2 separate regions of the Homo sapiens genome follow, and region 1 is linked to region 2. Evidence: read pairs that join two places in POLR2A ChIA-PET (ENCODE). Cell type or tissue: CD4-positive, alpha-beta T cell. All regions are shown on one strand. Each heading gives the region's core, and the rest is flanking DNA. Links, peaks and the distances in the headings are about the cores only. Region 1 holds the start of LINC02021 (long intergenic non-protein coding RNA 2021). Region 2 holds the start of LOC124906285 (a long non-coding RNA gene).

What was found. ChIA-PET counts read pairs that join two places held together with the same protein. Peaks named below come from ENCODE experiments on the same cell type or tissue, not always from the same donor. Only the 100,000 strongest peaks of a DNase experiment are listed, where the experiment ranks them.
Region 1: POLR2A ChIA-PET joins it to region 2 with 10 read pairs; 4 of 35 experiments call an interaction of 5 or more read pairs at or near these places.

What each region holds. Positions count from the first base shown.
Region 1 is chr3:130,106,616-130,116,624 of GRCh38, forward strand. LINC02021 (long intergenic non-protein coding RNA 2021) reads left to right here and starts at 5,092. Exons shown (of 3, transcript NR_146653.1): 1 at 5,092-5,197; 2 at 6,007-6,129. LOC124909432 (a long non-coding RNA gene) reads right to left here. Exons shown (of 3, transcript XR_007096083.1): 3 at 6,745-7,018. It also overlaps the pseudogene FAM86HP. RefSeq lists enhancers at 4,163-4,352, 4,453-4,502 and silencers at 5,503-5,552, 5,623-5,792. In CD4-positive, alpha-beta T cell, for the core only: no CTCF peak of the experiment used is centred there; DNase peaks (open chromatin) are centred at 4,956, 5,426 and 5,872; H3K4me3 peaks cover 2,215 bases; H3K27ac peaks cover 1,187 bases.
Region 2 is chr3:130,174,526-130,184,534 of GRCh38, forward strand. LOC107986133 (a long non-coding RNA gene) reads right to left here. Exons shown (of 4, transcript XR_001740907.2): 2 at 1,026-1,209. LOC124906285 (a long non-coding RNA gene) reads left to right here and starts at 5,009. Exons shown (of 3, transcript XR_007096082.1): 1 at 5,009-6,469; 2 at 8,222-8,393. RefSeq lists an enhancer at 1,013-1,072. In CD4-positive, alpha-beta T cell, for the core only: no CTCF peak of the experiment used is centred there; a DNase peak (open chromatin) is centred at 5,186; H3K4me3 peaks cover 688 bases; H3K27ac peaks cover 1,710 bases.

The sequences.
Region 1 (10,009 bases), core at 967-8,966, 68 kb before region 2:
AGGTAGAGGTTTCAGTGAGCCGAGATTGTGCCACGGTAATCCAGCCTGGGCACCACAGTGAGACTGTCTCAAAAAACTAAATAAATAAGTAAAAAATAAAATCCATCCTGTATCAGTCAGGAAAGAGCTCATTCCAGCAGGATCAATGCAGAGAATTCACAGAGGAACTAGTTCCAAAGGTATGGCAAGAGCTAAATCTTCCAACAGGGGCCTGTGGGGCAACCCAGAGACAGACAAGAGCAGGAAACTCCAAACCCTTCAGCGGGCAGGACAGAGGGTGTGGATGAGGGTTCCAGTGCTGTGGGCTGGACCAGCCTGGTAGGAATGAGAATTCATATTCTAGGAGCTGGGGCCCCAGAGAAGCAGCTGCTGTGGAAACCCCATGAGGCAGAGTGAGGGAGAGACGCTGGTCTCCCCTTCTTCCTGCCCTGCACTGTCTCCCATGGGTCACACTCAGCTGCAGCCAGTTGCCTGGGGAGGCCCCTGCCATGCTGGTATTGGCAAAGCAGGCCCAGGGCCTGGGAAGGACGGGGGCTCCAGCACGCAGGTGGCTATGCTGTCCAGCTACTGGGCGGACACTGCCCATTGCTGACATTTTTGATGAGTTCTGAGAGAAAGCACTGGGCACACTTGACTGATGGCGGGTGCTTCACACACACAGGATGCTTCACAGTCTACAGCAAAGGACAGAACGTTGGTTGCTCGAGAGCCCGTCTTAAGTCTCCTATGAGCTTCAAGCCAACACAGCAGAGGGCAAACTCCAGGCTACCCGATCCCTCAGCAAAGATGTAGATGGACACGGCGTTCTGGCCCCACGCATCTGAAGTTTGTCTTAAGATATAAGCCGTTTCCTAAAGATGCTTCCACTGCAGTGGCACAGGATATTGCAGCATTTCTAATGCCCATTCTGAGCAGGAACACAGGGCACGTGGGCCTAAACCACCTCCCTCCCAGGGGAGCCAGTGTGAACCAGGGCTTGCAGTAAGGACAGTCGCCAACTGTCTGGCTCTATGGAAGAGGCGGGAAGGCCCACTCGGCAACTGCTCTCTTGGAGTGTGTGTCCCTGGGGACAGGATGGAGGGGAGGGGACGCTCAGGGTGACACTCCAGCTAAAGCCGAGAGAAGCCAAGTGCAGGATGAGCAAGTTCCAGGCAGTGGGAACAGCTGGTGCAAGCTCTGAGGTGGCCACAGGCTGGCACTTGGAAAGGAGGGCAGATGCACTGGTGCAGCAGGAGTGGGGACGGTGGGAAAACAGGAGCCTGGAGGGAGAGGGAGGAGACAGTCCGCAGTGCCTGCTGGCTGGGAGGGATGCAGATTCTGCCCAAGGGCAGCAAAGTACCCCATGCAATACACAGGCTCTTCATGCTGGTGCTGGTTTTTCATTTTTTCTGACACAGTCTCTCTCTGTTGCCCAGGCTGGAGTGCAGTGGCCCGATCTTGGCTAACCGCAGCCTCCGCCTCCTGGGTTCAAGCGATTCTCCTGCCTCAGCCTCCCAAGTAGCTGGGACTATAGGCGTGCACCACCACGCCCAGCTAATTTTTTAAATTTTTAGTAGAGATGGGTTTTTGCCATGTTGGCTAGGCTGGTCTTGAACTCCTGACCTTAGGTGATCCGTCCACCTCAGCCTCCCAATGTCCTGGGATTACAGGTGTGAACCAGTGCACCCAGCCTTGTGCTGGGTTTTAAAGCAGCTCTCCCTACATTTCATGCTTCACCACCTACGAGAGTGAGGCTCAGGGTGAAACTCAGAGCAGGGTGCGAGATAACTTCAGGTATCTCCATGCTCGAAGCCCTGACCTACTGTATTGCCCCGAAAGTCTTCCCTGCTGTGGCTGCATCTTTTCCAAGTGGATCATCTTGGTTCACCTCTAGCACAGGAATTCTTCACTGGGGCTCCTAGGATGGGCTGGGTGGGTGGGGGTGGAGGATGTCTGCCTCCCCTGAGTTTGTATGGAAAATGTATTCTTCTGGTGCACTTCTTTCTGGGAGGGAGTCTATTGCTTTGTCTTTTCTGAAGGGCTCATGGCCCTTCGAAGGTGAAGACCCAGGATGCAGGGTGATCTGCACTTGGCCCTCAAGGCCAAGGTCACGCTGTGGCTGGGCCGGGTGGTGATCCTGGCTGTCACCTGCATGCAGATGCACTTGAGTCCAAACCCCACCCTGGGCAAAGCAAGGGCCCATTTAGGTCTAGAGGAGACAGGAGTGGGCAGGACAGGCCTCAGGAATGCAAAAAAGAAAGTCTCTGAGCATCCACCAAATGCTAGAAGCTGTTTTGCACCTGTCATCTCTGTTTTTGCTGAGGATAGTTTAAAAAACATTCCCTAGATTTCCCCCCTCATGCAGATTTTTGTATATTCTGATGTCTTTGTCTAAGTCTTAGATAGAAAACAAAAGCGCAGGAGCTGTCGGAGGTGCTGACACCTACCTGCAGTGCTGACTCAATGGTTTTGTTCTTTGAACAGGGGTGTTTTTAAAGAACCTGTGGTTCTTCTCTCAGGTCTTCCGGAGAGATTCAGGAGGCAGGGTCATGAGTCCCAGGGACTCTGGAATTCTTACCTTCTGCAAAATATCCCGCAGCAGCTCAGAATCTGATGAGTCTCTTAATTTTGCTTCTAAGCTCCGTGTGGACGGGAGAGAGAGAAATCTCAAGGGCGCATTCACAGGAACATTAAAACACGCAATAGAATGTGTTGGCAAAGCGCTATGTGATCCCTCCCTGGGGACGCGGAGCCAGTTGGAAGTGGAAGCCACAGCGGCTGAAAGCCTGACCTTCAGATGTCGCAGGGTGCACCTGGATGAGTCACAGGAAGAAGGCTGACTCTTGGCCGCATTAGTCCTGGCTACTTAGCGGCCACCCGGGTCATGGGCCAGCTCCCTGGTTGCACTGGTCAGCCAGGAATTACCAGGGCAGCCATGGCACCAAGGTTTGATGGGCTTGCCATCTGAGTTTAAGTGGAAATGCAGAATGTGCCCATACCAGCCTGGGTTACATTGTCCTCTTACAGTGGCAAGTCCAGCAGCAAGCTTTGGCTCCCGAGTTAGGCAGACTGTCTCGGCTGGTATGTGACACACAGCAAGGCACTTCATTGCTTCAGAGCTCCTTCCATGCCATAAAAGGCCCTACAAGACCTGGTCCTAATCCCTCTCTCTGGCCTGTTCTCCCTCACCCCTGGCCCACACTGCTCACTCCACTCCAGCCACACTGGCTGCATTGCTGTTGTTCCTCAACCACAGCTGGCTTGTTTCCACCACAGGGCCTTTGCATATCCTGTTCCCCAAACCCTTCCCATGGCTGGCTGCTTCACCACTCAGGCCCCAGTTCAAATGCCACGTCTTTGGGGAAGGCTTCCCTGATTCCCCGACTTTAGTGACTCTTCTTCCCAGTTGGTCCATTCACCATTCCCCTGTTTTCTTGGCTTTAAAGCCACTCTCATCTGGTCTTTTCTTGTTTATTCATTTATTTGTTTATTCTCTAGCTCTCCCATGCAAGCAGAGCCTCATCTATCATGGGTACTGCTGATCCATGGTGCTTGGCTCACGGAAGGCATTTATTAAACATTTTGAGACTGAATAAAAACACTAGCTAACACCGACATGCATTTGCCATGAGCCAGGCACTGATCCACAGGCTTTTGTACTCAACGCTGACAACAACCCTAAGAGGTAGGTATCATTATATCAACCATTTTATTAATAAGAAAACAACAGCACAGAGAGATGCAGTCACTTGCCCAAGGTCACACAGGGCCAGGGGTTGGGCCAGGATTTGAAGCAGGCAGGCTGTCTCCTGGGTCTGAACTCTCAACTACTACACCCTAATCAAACAATCCCTCTGGTCAAATGTGAGTGATAATAATAGTACCCACCTCGTGGGTGTTGATGGTGAGCCCAAGTTAGCATTCAGCGTGGGCATGTGAACAATTATAGTCAATACTGAATGGAGACCTATGATGCTTTTATGAAGGTTTCTATTTTGGGTTAAAAATGCACAAATTTCTCCTGACCAGAAATGATCTCTGAGTGCTAAATATTTCATGTCAATGGAATAACGCAAATGATTAAGCAACACCCCATAAAATGGGGCAGACCCAGGGAGGAATATATATCCAAACTGACTCATCCCAGTGAGCTCACCGCACATGAATTACAAATGGAGCAGGGTGCATTAAGCCCCTCTGCTGGCAGAAGGGAGGCTGCTGCCTGCCATGCGCCTGTGCTGAGAATGGCAGGTCCCCAGGGAGAGGAGAGGCCACCCCCTTCTCTGTCTCTTCCATCACAGGAGTGAAAGCCTCAGCGCATGAGCTGATTCTGTGCAGTGCTCGACATACAGATGAGAACACTGAGGCCCGAGGGACAGCCTTTGACCTGGTCACCGTGCTCAGGAGGAGGTGGTTACCCGCGGGCCTGAGGGTGCTGACTTTTTAGAATGGGCGAGGGCAGCTGTGTCCCAGTGACCAGAACGATTACTGCCTTTAAAAAGTCATGAAAATGATCGTGAACTGTACCCCACACCGAGCGCGCGTCTGCCCCCCAAGACTGTGGAGACGCCCCCAGCTTCCGCCGCCAGCTCGCGGGGCAGGAGGGGTGAGAGCGACTCTGGCCAGGCCCCAGGGACGGGGACCGGGTCTCGTGGCCCTGACCGGGGAGAGCCCAGGAACTCACGTGGCAGGAGCGCCGGGGGTTTCAGCAGGGAGACCCATCCCGTCTGCCCCTGGACTTCCGCAAGCCCCGCAGGCCTCTCCGCTCGCCCCGCCGCCCACCTGCCAGGGGAAGGAGCGCAGTGTGCGCGCCGCTAGGAAGCGGCGCTCGAAACTCTGCAGCAAGAGTTTGGTACCCGCGTTCTCCTCAGGCGCCATGACGTGGGCGGGGCCGCAGCGTTGCCAGGAGACCGGGCGGAAGCCGGGCCTGGACTGAAAAGGGGGCGGGCCCAGGGTAGTGCGCGGAGGCAGAGAGGTGGCGGGGCCTAGGGGTAGGGTCAGGAGGAGCGTCCTGGGGGCGGGCGCTAGGGCGGGGCCAAGATGAGCTTAGGAGGGTGGGGCCTGGGGTGGGGCCAGGATGAGCGTCATGAGAGCGAGGCCTGGGGTAGGGCCAGAATTAACGTCGTTGGGGCAGGTCCTGGGTAGATTCCAGGTTGGCGGGTCCTGGGGCGGGGCCAGGATAGGGCGATCCTGGAAGCTGGGCTTCGGAAGCGTCCAGGTTGGTGGCGTCCTGGAGGCGGTGCCTTGCGTGAGGGCAGGATAAGAGTCCTGGAGGCGGGCATTAGGGCGGGGATAAACGCCATTGGGTTCAGGAGGCGGGACTCGGAGCAGAGCCCAGGAGACAGGTCCTAGGGCGGGGCTAAGGCCAGACCCAGAGAAGGGCTCAGGAGGCGGGGCCGGGGCGGGGCGTTGACTATGTCTTAGCACATGGCCAGGCGGTGCGCGGACTCTGGGAGGCGGAGCTTAGGACGGGCCCACGTGGGGAGGGGCCCAGGGTCCGGGAGGCGGGGCGGAGTCCAGGCTGCGGGCTGCGCTCAGGAGGCGGGCCCTGGGAGGCGGAGCTTAGGGAGGGGCCGGTGTCGGGAGGGACCCAGGGACTGGGAGGCCGGTCGGGGCTGGGCTCAGGGGCCCAGACCTAGCTGGGCTTGGGGCGGGGCCGAGACGGAGCGAGGGGTCCAGGGTGTGGGAAACGGGGAGGGGTTTGAGGAGGGGATCGGAATGTGGCTCAAGTTCGGGAGGCGTTACCTGCGGAGGGTTTGAGGCAGGTCCAGGAGCGAGCCCACGGTCTGCCGACGCGGGGCCAGGGGCGGGCCCCAGGATCCGGAGCTTCGGGCGGGGCCGAGTCCGGGTTTGGGGCCCGGGAGGCGGGGCCAGTTAGAGCGAGGGTCCCTGGGATCGTCAGGTCAGGCCTTGGGCTAACGTAGGCACTCGCAGTTCCTCCGCCTTCAGGAAGGTCTTTTTAGCAGGGGCCTTACGGGTGCGCGCTTCGGTCCTGGAGGCCTTATCCTAGCCTCCTCTCTCCATCAGCGCCACCCGTCTGGGGCCCAAAAGGAGGGAGCTTTACCTCTGTCCCCCAGCCTTTGGAGTGTCACCAAACAAGCCATTCGTTCACCAAATACTTATTAAGTGCCTGACAACGGAGATGTAACGGTGAGAAAAACTCGGTGTTGTCCAGGCCCTCCAGGGGCTCAGGGGCTCGTGGAAGAAGTGGACATTGAAGTATTTATCACACAAATGAGTGTAAAAGTACAATAGCATATCTGCCACGAAGGTGAGCAGACAGAGCTAGCGGGGCTTGCAGGAGGAGTTTTGATCTTGCGGGGACAGGAAGGAGGAGTTAGCTCCTGCGGGGTGGGATTGGGGGTTGTGGTGATATAGACGTGGGGACAGAGTGGAAAACAACAAAAATATAATTATTTTAGTTCAAAGTTATTGTGTCTTGAGTTGAAAGGCAGGGCAGTTAGCAACACAGTTCAGATTTCAGTACTGTCCCTGAAATCTGAACTGTGTTCAAAGTCTAAAACGTTTACCTTAGCAAATTCCTCATAAAACTCCATTTGGAAGAGTCCCGAGAGCTAATTTGTTAAGTATACTTGCAGAAGGTAGATGAGGAGACAGATTAAATCTTATTACCTCTTTCAGATGAGAGGCACTTGAGCCCTGCTCAGCTATGAGAATAAGAGGGGGAATTAATTCTAATTGAATACACTTGTTCTCTTATAGCTGTTGTTCCCCACCAGAACCAAATGAGCGCAAGATCTGACAAAGAAAAAAAAAGGTTCATCTTTTATTCCCCCATACCCTTTCATTTAAATCAAGAGGATGAGATGTGGTTATTGCTGTGTTTTTAGGCAGAATCAACGGTTTCTGGGTCTGAGATGTTGCATACACCCTCTCAGTCCCTGTAGCCTGAGATGGAGTCACGTGAGAATCCACAGCAAGTCCTAACCAGGGATGGGTCTGGGTGATTAAGGAAGGTTGGCTTCAGAACTGGGCCAGGGGCACTGCTTTGCTTTTGCTGTTTTGATCAGCTCTCTGCCTGCAGGAGACAAGGAAAATCAATGGGAACAGGTTAGTTATACTCAGAAATCCTGGGCTTATTTTATTAACTCACATAATAGCTATTAATTGTCTTTCCTCCAAGGAGCAAAAGGGCATATACGGTCAATGCCATAGTAAATAACACTGTATTATGTTATACTAAAATATTAATCTAGGTTGGTTCAGTCTTTCCTGATTCCATAGATTGGAAACGGATTGAAGAAGGACGCTAGTGGACCACAGAGCTGAGCCATGCACACAGAAGAAATCTTTTTTTCTTTTTTTTTTGGAGATGGAGTTTTGCTCTCTTGTTGCCCAGGCTGGAGTGCAATGGCGCGATCTCGGCTCACTGCAACCTCCACCTCCCAGGTTCAAGCGATTCTCCTGCCTCAGCCTCCTGAGTAGCTGGGATTACAGGCGAGAGCCACTATGCCGGGCCATTTTTGTATTTTTAGTAGAGACGGGGTTTGAACACGTTGGCCAGGCTGGTCTCAAATTCCTGACCTCAGGTGATTCACCCACCTCTGCCTCCCAAATTGCTGGGATTACAGGCGTGAGCCACCACGCCTGGCCAGAAGAAATCTTTATCTTGGTGTGCAGTCTCTGGTGAGGGACAAATGTCATCTCTCTTGGATCTGAATCTGGAAGGATCAAGGCACTGAAGGGATTTTTTTGTTTCAGGCAGTCTCCCTCTGTTGCCAGGCTGGAGTGCAGTGGCCCAATCTCGGCTCACTGCAACCTCTGCCTCCCGGGCTCAAGCAATTCTCCTGCGTCAGCCTCTCGAGTAGCTGGGAGTACAGGCACGCGTCACCACGCCCAGCTAATTTTTGTATTTTTAGTAGAGACTGGGTTTTACCATGTTGGCCAGGATGGTCTCAATCTCTTGACATCATGATCCACCTGCCTTGGCCTCCCAAAGGGCTGGGATTACAGGAGTGAGCCACCATGCCTGGCCTCACTGAAGGGATTTTTTTAATGTCACGTGGCTCTCACAGGTGCGGTGTGTTCAGTTGCAAGTAAAGATTACGAATGATGCTTAAAAACAAACGTAAAATTCCAGGTGATGTTGCTATGGGGAGCAGCATTAGGACAATCTGAGTGGTTTCAGTTGCAAGAGTGTGCGTGTACGTGCAAGAACTACAGTCAAGATTCAACTTCTGGCTTTGAGGGTCTCTTTAATAACAGTAATAGCAACCTAAGTCAGTTTAACAGTATGGAATGGTTGCCTTTTAGAAGTTAAGCTATGGGCATGGAAGTTCAATCAGTACATTGAAGTTTTTCCTTTATCTCTCCTATGGTTAATGGTTTCTGCAGAAAAGGACCAATTAATTTCTTTCTAAAACGTTGCTTCAGGGTGTAGAGTCCTTTATAGGTCATGTGTCAACTTACAGAAAATTTTTATAGTTCAAATATAAATTACGTTCAATGTAGACTTTGTAATAGAATTTAAGGTTAAGTAAAGTTTCCACTTTCCTTAGGCTGTTTGCAGTGCCCAGCAGGCCCCATCATATCGAGATGGAAGTTATGTTAAAGGAGGAGGTTGGCCAGGGTTGGGCAGAATAAGGACTATGGGCAGCTCAGGCTAATGATACAATGATTGAGATGTAGAAAGAGGGCCAGGCATGGGATAACGCCTGTAATCCCAGTGCTTTGGGAGGCCAAGGCAAGAGGATCGCTTGAGGTCAGACCAGCATGGTCAACAGAGTGAGACCTAACCTGTAGAAAAAAAAAAAAACACAAAAAAACAAAAAAATTAGTTGGGCATGATGGTGTGCTCCTGTAGTCTCAGCCACTTGGAAGGCTGAGGTCAGGGGATCCCTTGAGCCCAGGAGTTTGAGGCTGCAGTGAGCTATAATCACATAACTGTACTCCAGCCTGGGTGACAGGGTGAGGCCCTGACTCAAAAAAAAATTGAGTCAGGGAAAAAATTGGAAATCTTAATCCTCGGTACCCAGGAATGTGACCTTATTTGGAAATATGGTCTTTCTAGATGTAATCAAGTAACGATGAGTCATCCTGGATTGGGGGCTGCTGGTGAGGGGGCAGATGCAATGACTGGTGTCCTTATAAAAGAAGAGAATGAGGGCTGGGCATGGTGGCTCATGCCTGTAATCTCAGCACACTTTGGGAGGGTGAGGTGGGGGGATCACTTGAAGTCAGGAGTTCGAGACCAGCCTGGCCAATAATAACAATAAAAAAGCCATTTTAGATTCCAATCCACTGAAAGAAAACTGTCCCTTAGTTAATGTCATGCTTATTGGATCCATGAAGTCTTTGCAAATTTAAACTACAAGGACACTGCTCTCTGTGGTGGTGGAGAGAATACCAAGGATTTAAAGGTCTTTAAGAAAGAGAATGTAGAAATCGTACCCATTGGAAACAGCAAGATGATGATAATCGTACTGACAGTAATAATAAGCTCAAATATATAGAGCTTACTATGTATCATGAATTGTTCTGAATGCTTCATAAATATACGTTCCCTCCTTTACCCTCATGGCAGCCCAGTAAAGGCGCCATTCCCCATTTTACAGCTGGGGAAACTGAGTTACAGAGCTTTTCTGCACTGAGTCATCAGGAGCAAATGCTAGATCAGGTAATTGAACCCAAGCAATCTGGTTCCAGAGCCAAAGAGATGTATTTTTTATGGTATAAAAACATATACATACATTTTTAGGGGAAGGGTGGGGGTAGGATGGGATGAGGATTCTGGGTAATTGCTTGGTAAATGCCAAATACCTTTCTTGTCTGTCCCTCTTTTCAAATGATAAAGTAATGTCAATTGCAGCACTTTTTTTTTTTTTTTGAGACAAGTTCTAGCTGGAGTACAGTGATGCAGTCATAGCCCACTGCAGCCTGAAATTCCTGGGCTCAAGCGATCCACCCACATCAGCTTCCCAAGTAGTTGGGACTACAGGCCCACACTAGTATGCCCAGCTAATTATTTTAATTTTTGTAGAGATGGCAGGTGGCGGTGTGGGGGTGTCTC
Region 2 (10,009 bases), core at 860-8,859:
AAACCCCGTCTCTACTAAAAAATATGAAAATTAGCCAGGCGTGGTGGCAGGTGCCTGTAATCCCAGCTACTTGGGAGGCTGAGGCAGGGAAATTGCTTGAACCCTGGAGTTGGAGGTTGCAGTGAGTCGAGATCGTACCACTGCACTCCAGCCTGGGCAACAGAGCGAGACTCTGTCCCTCCACCCAAAAAAAAGTTACTAAGCTAAAGAGAAAAGTCAAGCTGGGAACTGCTTAGGGGAAACCTGCCTCCCATTCTATTCAGTCACCCCTTTGTTCACTGAGATAAATATATATCTGATTGCCTCATTTGGAGAGGCTAATCAGGAACTCAAAAGAATGCAACTATTTGTCTCTTAACTACCTATGACCTGGAAGCCCCTTCCCCTTGTCTCACCTTCACCTTCACCTGGAGTTGTCCCGCCTTTCCAGACTGAACCAATGTACATCTTACACATATTGATTGATGTCTCATGTCTCTCTAAAATGTGTCAAACCAAGCTGTGTCCCTACCACCTTAAGCACATGTTGTCAGGACCTCCTGAGGCTGTGTCACAGGCATGCGTCCTCAACCTTGGCAAAACAAACTTTCTGAATTAACTGAGACCTCAGATTTTTGGGGTGCAAATAGTCTTAGGCCTTGAGAGCCCTCTCGTAGTTTCCATATTTTTGCCCTCTTGGATGCTGGCACCAAGCAAACCTTGGCTATCCTGCTTAAAGGGCCATTTGGAGAGGGGCTCTGGAGGGCGAGGGGCCACATGGAGGAAAACAAGTTTCCCCGGCTGACAACCAGCACCAACTGCCAGGCACGTGCATGAGGCCATCCTGGATGTTCCGCCCAGCTGGCCCTCCAGCTGCAGGTAGCCACACAAATGAGCCCAGGTTAAACCAGCCAGGAAGTCCCCATACAACTCACAGGTTCATGAGCAATAATGGCTTGTTGTGGTTTAAAGTTTCTAATTTTAGGTGCAATAGGTAACTGAAACAGCCCACAAGGGTGTGAGCCTGTGGAGGGTGCATTTCCCACCTGCTGAAGCTTCTCAATTCCCAGCATCCAATCCAGATAAGACTCTTGTTCTCAGTGTCCTTGATGGAAATGGCAATGAACTTTTTGCAGATTGGACCATCTCGGGAATCCCAAAGATCGGAAACTATTTTCTTTCTCAGAACCTTCCACACAGCATTGAGCCTTAGGAATTTCTAAGAAGGATCTGGAATGAAAAAAAATCTTTTGAAAAGGTATCTGTATAGCTTCAGTTTAGCAAGATTCATGGTGGGTATTAACACCACTAAGTGCTGGTGTTAAGCCAAACCATGTTTTTCAAAGACTCATCTGGCCTCAAGGTTGGCGGGATCAGAGTGGCCTCCCAGGATCTATCACATCCTCAGAAGAGTTGGTTCAACTGGCATGTACCCAGATCTCTTTGAGCTAGTATGATGCTCCCTTGAGTCAAAGGCTGCCACATCACATCTCCTTTAAGTCCCCCTAAGTACGACCCCAGAAGTATTGACAAAATAGTGCTATTCCTGAAGATTTCAGGAGGACATAAATGAAGAGACTAAACTGCAAGGTACCAAAACTTCCATCTTTGCTAAAGACCCTCATCCAGGCTGGGCACGGTGACTCACGCCTGTAATCCCAGCAATTTGGGGGGCCAAGGCGGGCAGTTCACCTGAGGTCGGGAGTTCAAGACCAGCCTGACCAACATGGAGAAAGCCCATCTCTACAAAAAATACACAATTAGCCGGGCATGGTGGCACATGCCTGTAATCCCAGCTACTAGGGAGGCTGAGGCAGGAGAATCGCTTGAACCTGGGAGTAGGTTGCGGTGAGCTGAGATCGTGCTATTGCATTCCAGCCTGGGCAACAAGAGTAAAACTCCATCTGAAAAACAAACAAAAAGTCCTTATCCAATGGTCATGCCACTCTATCTGGCCATGTAATTTCTCCTCCTGTCTTTCTGTAGCAACAGCCTTCTGAGGAACCTCACTCTGCCGTTCAAAACCCCTTCAACTTGTACCCTTCATCAGCAAAGTATTTAGCTCAACATGTATGCCTCTGGGGGAACTCATCCACATGCCATGTAAGGATATTTCCAGCAACATCATCTTCACTATCCCAGGACAGCATTTTAGAGTGGATTTCGTGCCTGCTGGATGTGTTGTACTTGAGCGAGTTAGAGAAAATGCCACACTTTGAGATGAATTAAGAGTCTGTTTATTTAGCCGGCGGCCAGGAAATGGCTAACGTTTAAAGTTCTCTCGGCCTCAAAGAAGGGGCTAGATTTTCTCTTATACTTTGGTTTAGAAAGGGGAGGGGGGTCTAGTTAAAACAATTGTACAGAAGTAGGCAAAAAAGTTAAAAGGATAAATTGTTACAGGAAAGTAAACAGTTCTAGGTCTAGGGGCTTTAAGACTATTACAAGGTGATAGACGCGGGGCTTTGGGCGTTATCAATTGGAGGAATTCCTGGGAACTGCGGATACTGCTCGCCACAGTATCTTATCAGTTAATTGCATTCTTAGATGTGCTGGGAGTCAGCTTGCACTAGTTAAGTCCTTGAGGAAGGGGCTGCCAGTGAAAGAGCCAAGATGGAGTCTGTCTGGCTCTCTTAGCTAAGGGAGAGTCAATTCAGGTGGAAATAAGGCTAGGTGATTAAAAGAAAGGGAGAGTCTAAGAACAGGGTTAGTAAAAACAAGGTTGGGCATTACATTCCTCACTCGTGTTTTTGGGGAATCAAATTGTTGATTCTTCAGTTATAACAAGGGGGTTATATTGAGTCTTAAGATACATAAGTTTGACAGAAGCTACGTGTTGTTTTACAAAATTAATAAACTAATTTAATATACAAGGTCCAAAAATTAGACTTAATAGTAGGATGGGGAGGGGGTCTGGCTAACTTAGTAATTAGAATAGTTAGCTCTGGGTTCTAGTTGAACATGCTTTGATACTAGGGGATGTTATTTTCTTGTTCTTGTTGGCTCTTATCTAGATTTTCTTGCCCTTTCTGGAGTGTATCTTTTATGACTAAGAATGGTGGAGGAACAGTTAAATCAACTTTGTCAGGGTGTTTCTGGAACATAGGGTTACTTAGATCAGTTAAAGGCCTGATTGGCTTGGGTGGGCTTTATGAGACTAGGGTTTTTTTGGATGGTGAACATAGTCTTAACATTAAATCCTGGGATATAAAATCTTAATCTTCATGACATGCCATGATACTATTGAGTTGAATTAAGGTCATGGACAGCTATAGTAAGAGGATTACAATTTTTCTAGTACATAATTTAGGATGAGAAGCACGACTTGTGGAAAGAGTTGAAGATCTGGTTGATCTTTTAGAGTAGGTGGCTAAAGTTACATATGTCTAATCAGGGCAGGAAAACTGATAAGTATCTTGACAGCTAACATCAGGGTGATTTCTAGGACAGAGGTAAAAGCCAATATTTTGGAGTCTTTTTTCTGCACTTTTGGAGCTCCCACACTTAGTTTGGCTCTTGGAGTGTCTGAATCTTGCTGCAAGGTCGACACTTCCTGCTCCTGGGACCGACAGATTGTGTTGCTTTTCGTGGGTATGGGCTGGCTTTGGGAATAGTACAAATAAATCAACTGCAAAGGAGACTTCCTTGGAGGTACTGGCCTTCTAAGTGGTGTTTGCAAATACATGTCCTGTTGTGAAAGAGGTGAGGAGAAAGGAGTAGGAAGGCACAGAGGATGTTACGGGCAAAAACAAATAAGTGAGGTAGTAAAAAGAATGAATCTAATGGCTTCACCTGACTTAGGTGCAGTTTTAAGGGCCTGACTTAGGCCTGGGGACTTATGTTTTTAGCTGGGCTCTGTTGGCCTTTTTGATGCGGGAGTGATGAATCTAAGCAGGAAGGCTGTCTACTTTCAGAGCCATTGGCGTCATGAGGATGACGGTGTGAGGTCTTTTCTAAGCAGGAGCGAGTCTTTCTTTTTGGAACTTTTAAACAAACACTAGGTCTCCTGGCTGGAACGAATGGCAGGACTTTGGTCAGGAATTGGATTGGGATGGGCTCCTCGAACAAGTGGCAGGATGATATCTTGTACCTGTTGGAGAGACTATAGGTACTGCAACAAATTAGTTTGCGATATTTCTGCTAATTTGGCATTTCTTAGCTTAGGCAAGATAGGCGGTGCCTTCTTATACATGATTTCAAAAGGTGAGAAATTTGCCGGGTAAGGGTGCACCTTACTTTAAGTAGGGCTAAAGGAAGGAGACTTACTTAATTTACACTATTTTTTTAAGATTAATTTTGTAGGAGTGTTTTTTAGGGTGTAGTTCATGCTTCCTACTTGCCTGAAGCTTTGGGGTTGATAGGCACAATGGAGCTTCTGTTGAATGTTTAATGCCTTACTGACTGACTGAGCTATAGGCGAGGTGAAGGCTGCTCTATTATCAGACTTTATGGCAGCAGACAGCCTATATTGAGGGATGATTTCATTGAGTAAAAACTTAACTACTGTGTTGGTGGTTTCGTTTTTGGTAGAAAATGCCTTAGTCTATCTGGAGAAGGTGTCTACTAGTACTAGAAGGTATTTGTACTTAGTCTGGTGTGGTTTTACTTCTGTAAAGTCAATTTCTTTTTTCTTGGTGAGTTTTTTCAGAGACAGTGGCCTGGGCTGGGTTTAGGACTTTGTTTGGCATTTATGTGGGCGCAGGTTGTGCACTGGAGAGCTGCTTAATCTGTTAGGCTTTGAAGATGGGGGATCTTAAAATGGCTCCGGAGGAGCTGAGGTAGCTTTGCTCTTCTTAAATGGGTGGTAGACTGTAGGTAACTGATTAAAGTTTCTTTAAGAGTTCAGGGTATGAAGATTCCAGAGTCAGGAAGAATCTACTAACTTTCCTGATTTTTATTGGCTCTGAGATCTGAAGCCAGTTTTTTTGTTGTTGAGTATACGGGATTGTCAGGCAGATCTGGCTGTGGAAAGGAGACTGTGGGCAGCAAGTTTAGAGGCGTGACTGAAAGTCTCGCTGCGACCTGAGCTGCTGAATCAGCTTTCTGTTTACTGTGGGCAATGGCTGTGTTTTCTTTTTGATGTCCTTTGCAGTGGATCACAGCTACCTGCTGAGGTGAGTAGCTTGCTTTCCTGGTAGATGGCTTTACGTACATGCACAGTAGCAAAGGTGTACTTGCTGTCACTGTAAATGTTAATACGTTTTTTCTACTTTATTGGAGAGCCTGAGTGAGGGCGATCAATTCAGCCTTTTGTGCGGAGGTGTTCGCTGGTAAAGCTTGAGCTTACAACACATCTGTCTCCGTGGTAACAGCTGCACTGGCTTTTCATACTTCCTGCTTGAGGAAGCTGCTACTGTCTGTGAACACGGAGGCATCTGCCTCTTCTAGGGGCACATCTTGAAGATCAGAGCAGCCAGTTTTGATAGTTTCTAACAGTTCTTGACAGTCATGAGCAGGAATAGTGCAGTCTGAGTCAGGAAGTAGTGTAGCTGGATTGAAACACTTTGAGGGAGAGAAAGTCAAACGAGGCTGATCTAACAGTAAACTTTGATACTGCAAGATGCGAGCATTTGACATCTATTTGCCAGAAGCATTTTGTAGTAAGGTCTTTATGGCATGAAGAGCTGTAAGGGTTAAATTTTGGCTTAGAGTTAACTTATCATCTTCTTGGGCCAGGCTTGCTATAGCCGCTAAGGCTCGCAGACAACTTGGCCATCTACAGGCCACAGGATCTAGCCTCTTAGATAGACCACTGGGCATCTTTAGGGTATTAGAGTCTGAGTAAGGCACGTCTTTAGCAACTCTTTGGCTTTTATGGAGACATTGGGGAGGGCTAAAGCAGGGGCTTCAGTTAATGCTAAATTAACGGGATATTTCATTCTGTACTTCTTGGATAGCTGCCACTAAGATTTTTGTTTGTCTTTTGAATGCTTTATCAGCAGCCTTTTCAGCTGCCTGTGTTGCTTGTTTTTGTTTTTTAAACTTTTGATGGTCAAAAACTTTTTGGGCTATTTCTGAAAGCTGACTGATATTTATTCTAGCAAAGCTTTCTAGTTTTTGGAGTTTCTTTTTAATATCCGGGGCTGCCTGAGCCACAAATGCTAAATTAAGAGCACGGCTATTTTCGGGAGCTGCCGGGTCAAAAGGGGTGTAAGTCTGATAAGCCTCCTGGAGGCGCTCTAAAAACGTTCTTGGTGACTTATCGGGCCTTTGGACAACTTCGGTCGTCTTAGACAAGTTTATGGGTTTCTGAGCGGCTCTTTTAATACTTGCGAGGAGATACCGGTGAAAATCGTCTAAAGCTCCCTTTCTACTTGAGGAATTTGGGTCCCAGTTAGGCTGGGTAGAGGGAAAGACCTCCTCAAGGAGGTCTCTAGCTTCTCCTTCCGGTCCACTGGCTGATGTGAGGAAGTACTTTTTGGCTTCTTTTCAGATACGTTCTTTCTTTTCAGAGGTGAAAAGGGTTAAAAGGAGCTGTTGGCAATCATCTTAGGTGGGTGAGTGAGTCCGGAGTACAGACTCTGTCAGAGAGGTCAAAGCCTGGGGCTTTTCAGAGAAGGGAGGATTATAAGTTTTCTAATTATATAAGTCAGAAGCAGAAAAAGGGACACAAACTAAGAAGGGTGCTGAGCGCTCGTCACCTGGAGGGACTTGTTCCTCTCTCAGTGGTAGTAGAGGGGCTACTTCTTCCTGCCTGCCACGGTCATGATTGAGAGGCAATGGGTGGCGAGCCTACAGGGGACGTCGTCGAGGAGACATGGGATAACTTTAAGGGAGCAGGCTGGTTGTAAGGCGGTGGGACTGGGTGAGGGAGACTCCCCCCTTCTTCAGAGGGAGGCAGTACAGGGGAAGCTGAACCGGCTGAGGGTGGAGGCGAAAACGCGGTCTGGCTTAGGAGGACCTTGGAGGTAGAATTATGAATGGCGCATGAATGGAGCCATGGAGGGGGGATCCTGACTAATCTTAGCTATTGATCAATGTAGGGAAACTGATCAGGGTGGCTAGGAGTTTCAGTAACAACCTGCCACACAGCTTGAACAATTGTGAGGTTCAATGACCCTTCAGGGGGCCACTTGACTTTAAACTTTGGCCATTTTATTTTGCACAGTGTCTGGAGCTTGCCTTTTTTAAGGCGGACTTTATAATCCTCTGAGGAACTGAGAGGAAAATTCTGCAGCATACATTGGAGAGGGCTTTAACTTTATAAGGCTGGGAGGAAGTGTTTCTTATTTTTTTTTTGAAGGCAATTTAATAAGATTTGAGCATAGACTTAGCATGGACAGAGAAACTTATTTCTTGGGGGACTAGAGTAGTGAAAGAACAGAAGCAACATGACTAGAAAGAGCAGAAAAACTACAACAGCTAATACTACTTGCTACATTACTGTAGCTTTAAGATTGAGGGAGGAGGACTAGAGCCAGCCTGAGATCTTCTGGGTCAGTTTGATCTAGGCGTTCTTCTTCTTCTTCTTCTAGATCTGCACTTTAAGTACTTTTGGTGTCTTTATGACTTAAAGGCAAATAGCTTAAACTTAGCTTTTTCTTTTAAGGGTTTAAGGAGTGAGAGCAGAGCCAAGTCCTAGAGACGCTGAACTTGCTGTCGCACCAGAAAACGAGATGTGCGGGGTAGGGGACAGGGACGAGGTGGAAAAGGACTACTCGGATCATTTTTAAGGTGGGAGAGTAGCCACAGAGGAACAGAGTAAGAATCTAAACAAAGTAAAGCAGTACGGGTGTACGTTTCTTTACACAGTGTTCTACTTAAGGACACAGGAAAAGTTACAGAATGATAAAAGAGGTGAGCAAGGAAATCTGCAGGGTGGCTGTTTTGAACTCACTACTGGTTTAGTTTAGAGGAGGTCTAATCACTTGGACGTGGAGTATGACGATCTAAATACTTAGAACTTTCATGGTGCTAGAAATCTTAATCAGGAAAATGTTTTTCACACTTGTTCTTGTAACAACACTTGACTTGGTTCTGGCAGAAAAGACAGGACTGTGGTGGCCAGCCTAAATGATTGATGAGAAATTTAACCTCCTGTGACAAAAAATCAGCACTAAGGACTTTGAAGAAGTTTTTACTTAGACGTCTTGGGCAATATCACCGTCCTGACATGCAAAACTTTCACAACTACTAACAAGACAATAGAAACTGAACAGAACAATCAACATAAGGCAAACAATTGACTTTACAGCATGTAAACAGTTATGACAGTTTCTTCCTTTTTTTTTTTTTTTTTTTTTAGACAGACAAGGGGAGTGGTTCCTGTGATGGGATCAGTCAGATGCCTGCCTGGCCGCTCCCCCTGAGGGGACTTGGGCTCCTCTTAGCATTGGCAGGCCGGTATAAACTTCCGGCTCAGATCGAGCTATGCCTGATGCTGCCTTAAGCCTTATGAGGTCGCCAAGGAACCGCAGGTGAGGGTCTACTTGAACTCCGTAGCTTTCGCCGTGGAGCTACAAACTGGAGGACAAGCGCAAGCCCTTGTCCTCCCTCATTCATTCATTATTCACAAAGAGTTTATAACAGTTTTTTTTTCTTTCTTGGAGATTCTTCAAGAAACTGGAACAAGAGAAAGATGAGAGATAGAAAAAGAGAGAGAGAGAGAGAGAGTGATCGGTCTGCCAGAAACCAGGACTCAGTCCTCCAGCATCCTGGGATGTGGACTGAGTCAAGAGAGGGCCCCTGTCAGGGCCACTTCCCTCCTAGAAAGAGACACAGAGGTGCCTAACAGAAAAACAGGGCTCTACCTTCTAGCGTCCTAGAGAAACGGGCAGAGTCAAAAGAGGGATGCCCTCATCAGGGCCGCTTCCCTCTTACTAGAACTGAAATCAAATCTGACCTACCTGACCTCGGGGTCAGAAGTTGAGGACTCAGAGGTGGAATTTTTGTGGGCATCCACACGGTAGTCGATCCGCTCTCCTCTGGAAGACGGTCACCTTTTGGGGACCTGAAAATTATTTTTCAGGTGGCACCCCCCCTACAAGCCGGCTGTCCTTCCGGGGGAGCCCGGAGCGAGCCCGGCTCTCGCCTGGTGGCGTTTCTCGCTCGGGCCTCCAAATGTTGTACTTGAGCGAGTTAGAGAAAATGCCACACTTTGACATGAATTAAGTCTGTTTATTTAGCTGGCAGCCAAGAGATGGCTAACTTAAAGTTCTCTTGGCCCCGAAGAAGGGGCTAGATTTTCTTTTATACTTCAGTTTAGAAAGGGGAAAGGGGTCTAGTTAAAAGAATTTTACAGAAGTAAAGTCGGCAAAAAAGTTAAAAGGATAAATTGTTACAGGAAAGTAAACAGTTCTAGGTCAAGGGCTTTAAGACTATTACAAAGTGATAGACGTGGGGCTTTAGGCATTATCAATCGGACAAATTCCTAGGAACTGCGGATATTGCTCGCCACAGTATCTTATCAGTTAATTGCACTCTTAGAGGTGCTAAGAGTCAGCTTGCACAAGTTAAGTCCTTGAGGAAGGGGCTGCCAGTGAAAAAGCCAAGATAAAGTCTGTCTAGCTCTCTTAGCTAAAAGAAAGTCAATTCAGGTAGAAACAAGGCTAAGTGATTAAAAGAAAAGGAAAGTCTAAGAACAAAGTTAATAAAAACAAGGTTAGGCATTACAGATGGGGTTATCCTTATATTCAGCACAGTGTTTGTTCTGAAACTTCGATGGAGTGCTCCTAGTTTGATAACTTGGACCATGCCAAATAAATTGAATTTATCTTTCTTAACAACAGATGTTTGAATACAGCCTCGTGTCCCTCTCTGCTCCTTCCTGCCTTCCTCCTCTCCTCTTCCTTCCCTTCCTTTTCAAAAGCAGGGTTTGCAAGCTTTTACTTCAAAGCATCAGATAGTAAATATTTTAGAATTCGTGGGCCATACAGTCTCTTGTAGCAGTTAATCAACTCTGCCACCCATAGCATGAAAGCAGCTGATATAGGTTGAATATGTGTCCCCGCCCAAATCTCATGTTGCAATGTAATCCCCAGTGTTAGAGGTGGGGCCTGGTGGGAAGAGATTGGATCATGGGGGTGGATTTCTC